3 separate regions of the Mus musculus genome follow, and all the other regions are linked to region 2. Evidence: chromatin loops called from intact Hi-C (ENCODE). Cell type or tissue: heart. All regions are shown on one strand. Region 1 holds the start of Adamts12 (a disintegrin-like and metallopeptidase (reprolysin type) with thrombospondin type 1 motif, 12). Region 2 holds the start of Amacr (alpha-methylacyl-CoA racemase). Region 3 overlaps Rai14 (retinoic acid induced 14).

Region 1 (4,000 bases), 84 kb before region 2:
TTCCTTCCCCTCCCTTCTCCTCACTTTCCCTCCCTTCCCTCCCCTCCCCTGCCCCTCAGTGGAAATCCACAGAGAAATTTCTTCTTCTCTTAAAGAATCAACCACTTGTAAGTGTATTAATGAAGACTGATGGAAAGATTAATGCTTTTAAAAACTGAAGGCATTTTTAAATCGAAATACATCTGCATGATTAATAAGTTTAGTGGACTTTAAAGCTACTTTTGAATATCAATTACTCTCAGCATATCCCCCAAAGGTCACTAGGGAAAAGAGTCACAGCCCACTTTCCAGAGCAACAAGGCAGGCCCAGCAGTGTCTGCTGTACACCAGGATGAATTTTCCCTTACAAATATGCGAAGCAAGCAGAGCTGGAAAGCTCACCCAGGAGAATGTGTCTTTGAAGGAAATCATCTCCGCATGCCCAGGGAAGTGCTGGTGGGCTTTGTTTGTGCTGCCCCAGAACAGGGACCTTTCACAAAGGCACTGTTTTTCAAAGAACAACAAAAGCTGCTATTTTAAACTTGGGGGCTTGAGATGGTATCTGGACCATTTACACAAACAAGTGCTGGCTGATTGACATCTAACCCCAGTGTTTGCCTACTCTGGCTTCCAAGTAAAGCAAAGGGAGAGAGGGATTTTCATCTGGTTGCTCTCTAAGCCACCGCAGAGGAATTCTTAGGCAGCATTTCACTTTGCAGCGTGGGCAAAACACACTGCTAGCAATCCCTTAAACGTGGACAAGTGCGTGTATGCATGTGAGTGTGTGTGTGTGTGTGTGTGTGTGTGTGTGTGTGTGTGCGCGCGCGCGCGCGCGCGCGCACATTATCCCTGCTATTGCTATCATTCTATGGCTGCATGATTTTAAGTAGGATACCTGGCTCAAGAATGTGCTTCATAGTTAAGCTCATAAGGTCCCCAAGTTCCAGTGTCCCCATTTGTAAACTAGGCATGGTAGCCATAGTACCAGAACCCCAGAAGGACATTGTCAGTAGTGGGAGGGGCTGGCAGGCCATCCCGGAGCTCATACACTCCCCATCTCTCCAAGCCTCCCAGCCCCCCTGCTCTGACAACACCTTGAAGTTGTAGTCCTCTCTGAACATGAAACTCTTCTAGGTTCAATTTCAAACAAACAAACAAACAAAGGCAACGGCACCACTTTGGCCTGGGCATTACGGATGAAGATGATGACGACCCCACAACAATACTAATAGGAGGAGTGAATTCCAATATAAACCATCTTCACGGTCTCCCAGTGCTTTCTTTCAGAATACACGCATGCGTCACTAAATTTAGACAGAGAAAAGTCTTTTTTTTTTTTTTTTTTCGAGACAGGGTTTCTCTGTGTAGCCCTGGCTGTCCTGGAACTCTGCAAAGCAAGACAGACAACCGGGAGTCCCCAGGAGGCAAATTTCTCCCCAGTAGGAATGTCATTTGAAAAAAACAAAACCCTAAATCTTTCCAGGAAACCAAAACACAGCCAAGTGTGCTCAGCAGGAGGCCAGAATAAAATTTCTACCTTCCAGACTTAAAATGAAGTTTTAAATGAAGGAAACATTTGCCATGACTGTCCGTGACCAGCTGGGTCTCTTTATTAAAAATAATTTCCCATGTCACAGTCTGCAAAGGGGGGAAGCGGAAAGTGGAGGGGAGGGGCTCGGGGAGCGAGCGTACTCTTGGGTCTTTCCAAGCAGGGTGTCACCCCTGAGTGTGCACCCTTAAGCCCTAGGAGAGAAGGAAATCCGAGCCTGAGCACACAGCAGTTTTCCTTAGACAGGCCAGAAGGCTTAGAGTTCAGCCCTGCCTGGTGGGGGAAGGGAACAGACCAAGTTCCACTGTCCTACTCCACTGTTAGAAAAACAAATAAAGAAAAGCCACTAACCTTGCCTCGGGTCTGGGAAGCGAACCGGCCAGGGCTGAGTTTGTCTCCCGTGGCAAAAAGCCCCAAAATTAATAAGCTGAGCCACGATCGAGAGCTTGGCCAGCCAGCTCCCCCGAGCACATGGCATGGTTCAGTTGTTGGGGAGAAGAAAAGTTTTAAAAGTTTTAGCTCTCAGCTGCAGATATCCAGTCCTCGCCTGTGTCCGCACAGAAAGACGCCCGAGAACATGGTCCAAGCATGGGAAGGGAGCGGCCCGCAAGCTGACCAGGAGGCTCTAGTGGCTTTTTGAAGCCGATGGGACCAGAGAGCTTTTATTCTCTCCCTGTCCTGAAAGGGGAGTGAATGAGCTGACAGCTTCTTCTTCCTGCGGGCCAGAGCATGGACTGGGTCAGAGCCAAGGGGCTCAGCCCACCCCAGATCCCCACCCCTCTGCTTCCCCACCCGACAGGCCTCCAGCCAGCTAACACATTTTCCTTGGGGACGCCCTCCTCCCTCAAGCTCCTCCCTCCGGGCTCAGAGCCTGGGCATGCGGGCCAAATAGGGGAGACCCTAGACAGCTGGCCAGGAAGAAACTAGAGTAAGAGCCGTCAGAGGCTCCTAGGACAACACGCCCCCCCCCCCATCTCCTTTACACAGGATGAAATGTACTTACAAATAGTGAGTTATGGGCCAGAGGGGACCCTACTCAGCATCCTTCTTAGCTCCTCCCAGACCCTGAATGTACCCTATTCTGTCAAGACTCCCCACCCTCTAGCAACCTCTGTGCTCTTCTTCCAGGGCAGGCTAAGATTTCCACTTAACAACTAATAAGCAATTTTTTTCTCTTTGCCAAGTCACACAGGAAATGATCCAAGCTAATCTGCTGTCTTGACCCTGGACAAGTCTCTTCCTCTGCAGGAAGGGGTACGTGGATCAAATGCTTGAGAGGCCTTCTGTGGCTATAGGTCAGTGCCTGCTTTCTTTTCAAATCCTACCCTCTCTCTGTAATACCTCCACCAGCAGCACACTAGCAACATGCAGAAAGATTTCAGCCCCAACAGGGGAAGGCCTTGAGCATAGGCAGTGGCAGCTGCAGCAGTGTGTGTGTGTGTGTGTGTGTGTGTGTGTGTGTGTGTGTGTGTGTGTGTGTATGAGTGTGTGTGTGTATATGTGTGTGTATGAGTGTGTGTGTGTATGTGTGTGTGGTGTGTATGTGTGTGTGTGTGGTGTGTGTGTGTGTATGTGTGTGTATGTGTGTGGTGTGTGTGTATGTATGTGTGTGTGGTGTGTGTATGTGTGTGTGTGGTGTGTATGTGTATGTATGTGTGTATGTGTGTGTGTATGTGTGTGTATGTGTGTGTGTGTATGTGTGTGTGTGGTGTGTGTGTGTGTATGTGTGTGTGTATGTGTGTGTATGTGTGTGGTGTGTGTGTGTATATGTGTGTATGTGTGTGTGTGGTGTGTGTGTGGTGTGTGTGTGTATATGTGTGTGTGTATGTGTGTGTGGTATGTGTGTGTGGTGTGTGTGTGTGGTGTGTGTGTGTGTATGTATGTATATGTGTGTGTGGTGTGTATGTGTGTGTGTGTGGTGTGTATGTGTGTGTGGTATGTGTGGTGTGTGTGTGTGTGTGTGTGTGTGTGTGTGTGTGTATGTGTGTGTGTTTGGAGTATCCATTCAGATACTCACTTTCTCCTCATTGAGAGAATGTCACAGAGCAGGAGTTACCAGGCATCTTGAGAATGATCCAGGATAACCCAGCCAAAATTCTTTACCTCTGGGTTGAAACAAACACCCCCCACCCCCCAGCCCCCCCGCCGCCCTTATTCCATTCAGAAGGAATTTGGCCTCATGTATGGAGGGCTCTTTGGCTGACAGCCAATCACACACCTTCAGCAAGATGTCTGGCTACTAGGTGATCTTGCATTGGGTCAGGGCAGCCACACCATCCCCAGGGACCCAAAATGCAAGGCCCTAGATGGAAAGCCCAAAGGACTCCACACTGGGAAACATAGCTATCAAGACTTTCTGAGGGACACTGGCTCCTGTGTTTTGCTAGTGGAAATTTACAAACTTACTGTCTTAAAACAACACAGATTTATTGTCTTAAGTTCTGAAGATCTGCAACAGAATTCACTGGGCTG
Region 2 (4,000 bases):
CTCCTCGCAGCACCCCTCAGTTCCTTCCTGGCATATGCTCCAGCCCCCAACCCTGAACTTTCCATCCCAGACCTGGGCTGCTCTTCCCCAAGAGGCTCTTCTCTATACAATCCAGACATTTTAAGCTCCCCATTCCTCCTCTTCCTCTTCCTCCCCCCCCCCCTATGACCTTTCTTTCTCTCTCCTTCCCTATCCTTCCTTTCCCCATGGACACTTCCCTGGTCCTTAGGGCCAGTGAACTGCTAGAGAGGAGCTTCCCAATAAACCTGCCTTTAATATAATCTAATCTGGCTTGAACTGGCTCGTTTCACACGCAGAAAAATAACCCTAACCTATCAGTTTTGTTTTTAAAGAGAGCACGAATCAAAGATGGGAATAATTCCTTTTACGGGGCAAACCAAAAACACACTCTTGCAAGTGATACTAACAGTGTTTGTTGTGATTTTGGTGAAAGTTGTCAGAATTAAGAGTCAACTGAAGAAACTAATCACACTGACCCACCCTCATCTTCAATTGGAGCATTTTTACATTGTGACATAATCTTAAATGTTACAGTACTGTCCTCAGATATGCTTGTGAGAACTAAAAGAGTTAAATATAAATATGCCTAGACACCCACTCCCGTCCCACTTATTGTCAAATTTACTGTCGTCCTGGTATCTACCAGGCAATATTAGTAAGGGGCTGGTTGGAATGGATTCTCTGAGCTAATACAGAAGGAATGCCTTCAGATTTGGTTCAGGGTTTGTGACAGTTGCAAATACCAATGTACAGTCGGATGGAGGTGCATGCCACCAAGCATGCAAGTGCTCAAAACTGATACTGTTAACAAATTGGTCGTTTGTCTACAGAGCACTAAAACAATGTTTTCATATGGCCCAAAGTAAATGAGGTGATCTTGAAGCTGGAACTTGGAAATACCAGCAATTAGAGAAAGGTTAACCATGGTCTGTGAATGGCTTTAGAGCATGGGTATATCACATATCAAAGGGTCAATGACTCTATTCCTATGTGAAGCTTTTCAGTCTATCTCTTGCACTAGATTCTCGTACGGTTCAATACCTCCAAATAATAAAGGCAAATCTGGGGGGGGGGGAATCAAGCAAATTAAAAGTCTTAAGAAGGAGTCAGAGAAGCTGGGAGAAATCGGGCAGGAGGGAATGTCATCTCGCAGCACCGCAGGGCTCACCGCAGCGGAAGGGCTCCAGCAACACGTCCGCGCGTGCGCACATGCGCCGCAACACCGTGACTCCCTGAGAGCGCTTCAGGTCCAGCGCTAGCGAGCGCTTGCCTCGGGCCAGAAAATTCTCGCCCGTGGAGCCCAGCCGGTTCACGCGCACCACCTCGGCGCCGAAGTCCGCCAGGACCATTCCGCAGAACGGCCCCGGGGCCAGGCCTGCCAGCTCCACAACCCTGACGCCACGCAGCACCATGGCCAGCCTTAGGGTGAGAGCGGAGCGGCTCGGCGCCCGAGCCACAGTTTATCTGCCCCGCCCCCTGCACCCCGCCTCGCCCCGCCCCGTCCGGGAAGGCTGCGCGCTTGCGCACTTCCTGCCCACCCTAGCATTGGATCAGTTGGTTTAGCTGCTCAACTTTGGTTTAGGTCATGAGTTGTGTCCTTGACCCCATGTTGTGCGAGTCCTCTTCGGACACTTTCATCGAGCCACCTGAATCGCTACCCTCACCCCCCAGTAAGTGATTAAAGGCACTCAACTCCTTAGATCAATGTAAGAAGGCAACCACTGGGTGTCTCCCTCGCCGCCCTGAAAACTAGTTGTCATCCTGCAACTGTTTGAAACCTCTCCTAGATGCCCATAGGGCCAGGGGTGTAGACCAGTTGCTAAATCCGTGCGCGGAGTCCAGCACCGCTTAAAACGCCGGTGTTGTGCACGCGGATAATCCCAGCATTTAGAAGAGTCTGGGATATCAGAATTATTCATCTCAGGTTAAATGGGAGAGTTTTAGAAGTCAGTTTGGTTTGTCAGCTGTCAGTTTTACGGACAGTTACAATTTTGAGTTAGAAACTTTTTTCAGCCTTTAAAATGCAACAAAATAATCACAAATATTCCATCCTCATTTACAGGTCCTTTTTCCCTTAGTAATGGGGGGAGCTTGCAGGTAGCCAGATGCAGCTCTAGGAAACTGAATAGAGCCAGACTTGAATGCTAGAAATCTCCCATACCCATTCTTAACAAGTGAGGAAGATAATAAAAGCAAAGGCGAAATGCTACATAGTTGTAGCCAAAACACTTTTAACCAGCTACTGAGTTTTAAGATATTTCAGGGAAAGGGGTCTGTGCTCTCTCAGAATGAGCAGCCTCGTGGTAAAGGCAGACAACTTCCACATGGTCCCTAATGCTCTCTGCTTGTCTGATGCTGTCTCAAGTGCCTACCCTTGCTCCAGCCTTGTTCTGTCCTATTATTTCCTTTGCATTTTGATAAACTGGAATGGAAAAATCTCATGGAAAGGTATGGCTGACTTCCACATGGAGACATTAACATTTTATCAGGGTTGCTGCCTTTCTATTTTTCTGAAAAAAAAAAAACAAACAAAAACAAAAAAACAGTGGTACAGATGTGGCTTGAATGACTTAAGCTTACATACAGGATCATGTACACATGAATCACAAGTCTTAGCCAGCATAATGTTTTACAAATCCTCCCAGAGTAGTGAGTTATCCAGAAGCCCCCCGCAAAGCAGACTGTGTGATAGGAGATCTCAACACTGCAGATCTTTTCTCTGGCCAAAATTCTCTTCTAAAAGCTAATCAGGGGAACAATCATATGAATTATGCATAGGCAATTGTGTCCAGATATTTTTAAAATGAGGGATATTCATGGTGCATTATTTGTAATAAAGCCTGGAATTTTTGGCATGTGGCACACAACTGTTATCCCAGCCCTTGGAGGGTGGAAGAAGAGCCATCAGGAATCCCAGGTCATCCTTGGCTATACAGCAATTTCAAAGCTAGCCTGGGCTACATGAGACCCTGTTCCAAATCAATAGCAACAACAACAATGACAACAACAATAACAAAATATATAGACGCAAACAAAAAACCTCCTAAAGCAAAAAGATTAAATAAGTAAGAAGCTTTAAATTTTTAAATTTTATTTTGTAATTGGTACGAGTTTTTTGCCTGCATGTGTGTCTGTGCAGTGTAGGCATGCCTGGTGCCTGCAGAGGCCAGAAGAGGGTGTTGTATCTGAGGGCAAGATGGCTGTAAGGTGACACGTGAACGCTGGGCAGCAAAAGTCAGTCCTCTGGGAAACAGCCAGTGTTCTTAACCGCAGAACCGCTTCTCCAGCCCCCAAATTATGTTACTATCTGTGTCAACTTATAGCAGGTAGCATAATGGTGTTTTGGTGGCAAATTTAATCCTTTTTCTTTATAGATTCTGGGATGGGGAAAGCTAGGCAAAAACCATCTAGCACCTTCTATAACACTGTGGCATATTAAAGTTGATTTGTGAACATTAGTCAAGTATGATAATAGAGAAAATAATATCATTTTTATTGAAAACATTTAAGACATGTTGTTATGGATCTCATAAATGGAATACACTTTACTTTGCATCCATTTGTCTGCCTGTATTTAATTAAGTTTACAGACCATTCAATATAACACGGTGTATATAAAAATTTGGGTATAATTCCCAAATTAAAAAAAATGTGATAACTTCTGTACTATATCAGCCTCATCTTACCTCAGCTTGTTGTACAGAGTCAAGAGAGCTCTACCACAGCCCCAGGAATGCAATGGCAAAGAGAAGATGTGGCAAGCCAGATGGGAGAAAAGTTTATATCTGCAAGTCTAAGCCAGTAGAACTCAATATTATCTACATGGGGTTGTTTGTTTGTTTTAAAAGAGGAGCCAATTATTTGTGAGCATTGTAAATAATTGCCCTATCTGAAGGTTACCTGAAATGACTAAATGTATTTTATTAATGAGTATAAGAATAAAACCCACTAAACCAAATGCTATTTCCCAGTTTAGACT
Region 3 (4,000 bases), 400 kb after region 2:
CACTCCCGCACACTGCCACTTCCTTTACTTTAGGCCGTATCAGTAGACTTTTGAGATGAACACTCATATAGGCAACACAAGGGAATCATGGTCCTGTATTAGCGTTCTGACGTCATCTAGTAAGATTGTGGCTGGAGAGACACAATGCATTGCAGCCAGCAATACCGTGAATTGTAACTCTCAACAGTAAGGTGGGCTCTGGCTCCTAAACAACACAAAGCAAAGCAAGATTTCTTTAAGTGCCAATTTAGAATGGCTGAGACCAAAGGTTGATGAGCATGCAATATAGTCGAAGTACATCTGTCGTTTTCTCCAGGTGGGATTGTAAAATGTTAGCTATTTTGTATGTTTCACAATTCCTTTACAAGTTAAACATGTGCCTACTCTATGATCCAGCCCTGTGTGTTTTCCCAACAAAAGGAAAAAAAAATGTCCATACAGAATTGGATACTTAAATGTCCCTGTCTTATTCACAGTAGCCTAAGCTGAATTGCCATCAGTACTGAGTGGATGCAGATAATACGATATATCTGTGTGAAAGCGTATCACTCAATGATGACGTGCAGAAGGGATGAGCTGTGTGGCATATAAACAGCACCAGACATAGAAAGCCGTCAATAATAATAATAATAACAATAATAACAATAAAAACCAGCTACACATATACCCTTACTGTGTGGCAGTCCATTGTAGAAAATGAAAATCGGGGAGTCCTGGCCGCCTGGGGACAGAGCAGGCAAGGATTGGCTGTGAGAAGGAAACCTTGGGGATGACTGATGGAAATCTGTGGTTGCCATGGTGCTGCTATCTGTGCTATAATCATTTGCTATAATCTCATGAAATTGTCAACTGTCATTTGAGGCAGTTTGCCACCGTTCGTATCTTTTACAGCTGAAGAGAAAAGGGCGGGACAGCCATCTTTTATCAAGTGTCAAAAATAAGCCACTGTGCTACCAGTGACCAACTCCGTATGTTCCTGACACTGTAGCTCACCTAGATGAAGTACAGGGATTTCTGGCAAGGTGTTGTATTGAGTGAGTTCAAGGAACCTTGCAGTAATTTAACAAAGTTTAAGGACAAACAAAGTCTTAAGGGCATTAACCATCAGTCCAAGACCATGAAAATTTTTATTCCCTTACAAAATGTTTTCCTCCCAGACAGCTCTTACGTATTACTATGTCCTTTAAACGGATTAATAGCAGAAAATTTAACAAGTAATAGATGTAAAAAAAATCATGTTTAATATACTTAATTAGTCAATTCATGACACACATAAATACTAGTTCTATTTAACTATATTATAAAAAAAAAAAAAACAAAACTCTGCTATCTCAGGTTTTAGGATAAAGTCCAGAAAAAAGGCTGCTATATAAACTATAATTTAAAATATAACTACAATTTCTAAAAAAATATTCTGAGAGTATATCCTCTGCAATTTCTGAAATTTTCAAAACTATACTTTTATAAGTAATTGTCTCTTACTTGCATGTATTTTCTTTTATTTGCATATATTTTAACTGCCTGTTTTCCTGTTGTGACATTTTCTATCATTTTACTAGTGGATTCCCAGGAGACCTTCTTTCTGCGGTCAGACTCAAGGAGAGTAGTCAGTGTGACACTTAAGTGTAATGAGCACGATATTCAGGAAAATTCCTTAACTGTCATTTGTGTTTCTACACACAGGCTGAGATCAGCTCCATACAAGAAAACAAAGACAGGCTGAGCGACAGTACTGCAGGTATGAACAGGAAAATCGCCTTTCCTGCCTTTGACCACATTTAATTTCTTACATGTTTACATAAGGAGAGCAGCGTCCAGTCAAGCCCTCTGTGTAAGGTCATGAGAACCAGCTCATGCCTGTCCCAGGACTGCCAGCAGCGCACAGGCGTGCTTTCTCCACTAGGAGGGGTTTATATGTTAAAGAACTAAGCCAGCAGTGCACAGGCGTGCTTTCTCCACTAGGAGGGGTTTATATGTTAAAGAACTAAGTTTGAGTGTAAAAAAAAATTCCATCTTCAGTTCTCACTTCCCATTAGTATTTTCTCTAATTAAGAATGCGGCAGTAAATAGTGTTGGCAGAGTAGCAGCAGTGCCCGGAGGACTCAGAATTTCCTGTCACCTTACGATTGTAGACAAGTTCAGATACCAGTTACTGTACCTCCCACTAAATGCACAGCAGTTGTTGGACCTGTTTTCAGTCTTAGTTATTTAGTGTGTCAAAAATAAGCTATCAGATTGCTATAGCCTGTGTATTTCATCTTATGCATTTACAGTTTGGGGGTGCAGGCCACAGGTCTCAGGCTTATAGCATCTCACTCTCATTGTACCCAAGCAGCAAGGTATATCACCAAGACAGAGGGGACTCTATAGCCCTGCTGCTCCCACTAGCTAACTTTAATTCCCACCGTGGGCTCTAAGTACATTTAGGTAAAGAAAGTGCCAGTAAGTCAAATGCAGTCGCAATGGCTTCACCAACACAGGGGCTAGTCAGTGGTGCCTTTTTTTAAAATCATCTTATTTATTTACATTCTAGTCCAATTGTGCCTTTTAAAGATCTGTCCTAGGACCCCAATTCTGAGGCTAGCCTGTGCTGTATAGTAAAACCCTCTCTCAAAAAGAAAAACAAAAAAAAAAAAAAATGAAGAAGTCCCTTTTAAAGGAGATGCAGATAGATACCTATACCCACTGTGTTGCAAAGAATATATCTTTAGAATTCTATTGAAATGAGTCTATAGGATTTCCAAGGTCCCCTTTTCTCCAACATTCACTTTCTTATAGTGTATGTTCTATAAATGTGTGGATTTGTGGACTTTAGAAATTTAATTTTCTGGGGCTGGTGAGATGGTTCAACAGTTAGAGTACTGGCTGTTCTTTCAGAAGTCCTGAGTTCAATTCCCACACGGTGGCTCACAACCATCTGTAAGGGGATCTGATGCCTTCTTCTGGCCTGCAGATTTATATGCAGCAGAATACTCATACACTAAATACATTTTTAAAAAAAAGTTAAATTTTCCAAATCTTAATTAATGTAACTGAGTAAATGTTCCATTGGATACTTTTAAAAGAATCTATTATATTGTAGAAGAAACTTCAATTTCAGTTGCTTAGGATTGTTCTCAGGCTCTCATTATGTTAGTTCATCTCCCCCAAAATGAAGACCCCACCCCCACCCCCAGACTTCATGTCAGAGGGACTCAGAGAGCATCACCTAGTACCAGACATGAGAAGAGAGGGACTCAGAGAGCATCACCTAGTATCAGACATGAGAAGAGAGGGACTCAGAGAGCATCACCTAGTACCAGACATGAGAAGAGAGGGACTCAGAGAGCATCACCTAGTATCAGACATGAGAAGAGAGGGACTCAGAGAGCATCACCTAGTATCAGACATGAGAAGAGAGGGACTCAGAGAGCATCACCTAGTATCAGACATGAGAAGAGAGGGACTCAGAGAGCATCACCTAGTATCAGACATGAGAAGAGAGGAACTCAGAGAGCATCACCTAGTATCAGACATGAGAAGAGAGGGACTCAGAGAGCATCACCTAGTACCAGACATGAGAAGAGAGGGACTCAGAGAGCATCACCTAGTACCAGACATGAGAAGAGAGGGACTCAGAGAGCATCTCCTAGTATCAGACATGAGAAGAGAGGGACTCAGAGAGCATCACCTAGTATCAGACATGAGAAGAGAGGGACTCAGAGAGCATCACCTAGTATCAGACATGAGAATTGAGGGACTCAGAGAGCATCACCTAGTATCAGACATGAGAAGAGAGGGACTCAGAGAGCATCACCTAGTATCAGACATGAGAAGAGAGGGACTCAGAGAGCATCACCTAGTATCAGACATGAGAAGAGAGGGACTCAGAGAGCATCACCTAGTATCAGACATGAGAAGAGAGGGACTCAGAGAGCATCACCTAGTATCAGACATGAGAAGAGAGGGACTCAGAGAGCATCACCTAGTATCAGACATGAGAAGAGAGGGACTCAGAGAG

Evidence for each region. A loop is a pair of places that touch in the nucleus more often than their neighbours do. Peaks named below come from ENCODE experiments on the same cell type or tissue, not always from the same donor. Only the 100,000 strongest peaks of a DNase experiment are listed, where the experiment ranks them.
Region 1: a loop joins it to region 2, with 2.5 times the contacts of the local background. A loop is called at or near these places in 1 of 42 quality-filtered maps.
Region 3: a loop joins it to region 2, with 2.8 times the contacts of the local background. A loop is called at or near these places in 1 of 42 quality-filtered maps.

What each region holds. Positions count from the first base shown.
Region 1 is chr15:11,063,037-11,067,036 of GRCm38, reverse strand. Adamts12 (a disintegrin-like and metallopeptidase (reprolysin type) with thrombospondin type 1 motif, 12) reads right to left here and starts at 2,264. Exons shown (of 24, transcript NM_175501.3): 1 at 1,880-2,264. The coding sequence starts at 2,006. In heart, no CTCF peak of the experiment used is centred here; DNase peaks (open chromatin) are centred at 1,756 and 2,356; H3K4me3 peaks cover 2,216 bases; H3K27ac peaks cover 3,017 bases.
Region 2 is chr15:10,979,243-10,983,242 of GRCm38, reverse strand. C1qtnf3 (C1q and tumor necrosis factor related protein 3) reads right to left here. Exons shown (of 6, transcript NM_030888.4): 6 at 3,081-4,000. Amacr (alpha-methylacyl-CoA racemase) reads right to left here and starts at 1,487. Exons shown (of 5, transcript NM_008537.4): 1 at 1,190-1,487. The coding sequence starts at 1,433. It overlaps Gm34315 (a long non-coding RNA gene), which reads left to right and starts at 1,610. Exons shown (of 3, transcript XR_383838.4): 1 at 1,610-1,691. In heart, a CTCF peak has its summit at 1,723; a DNase peak (open chromatin) is centred at 1,502; H3K4me3 peaks cover 1,674 bases; H3K27ac peaks cover 1,561 bases.
Region 3 is chr15:10,581,520-10,585,519 of GRCm38, reverse strand. Rai14 (retinoic acid induced 14) reads left to right here. Exons shown (of 18, transcript NM_001166408.1): 13 at 1,684-1,738. Among named protein-coding and RNA genes, the nearest start is that of Gm10389, 17 kb to the left of the region's middle. In heart, a CTCF peak has its summit at 1,938; no DNase peak of the experiment used is centred here.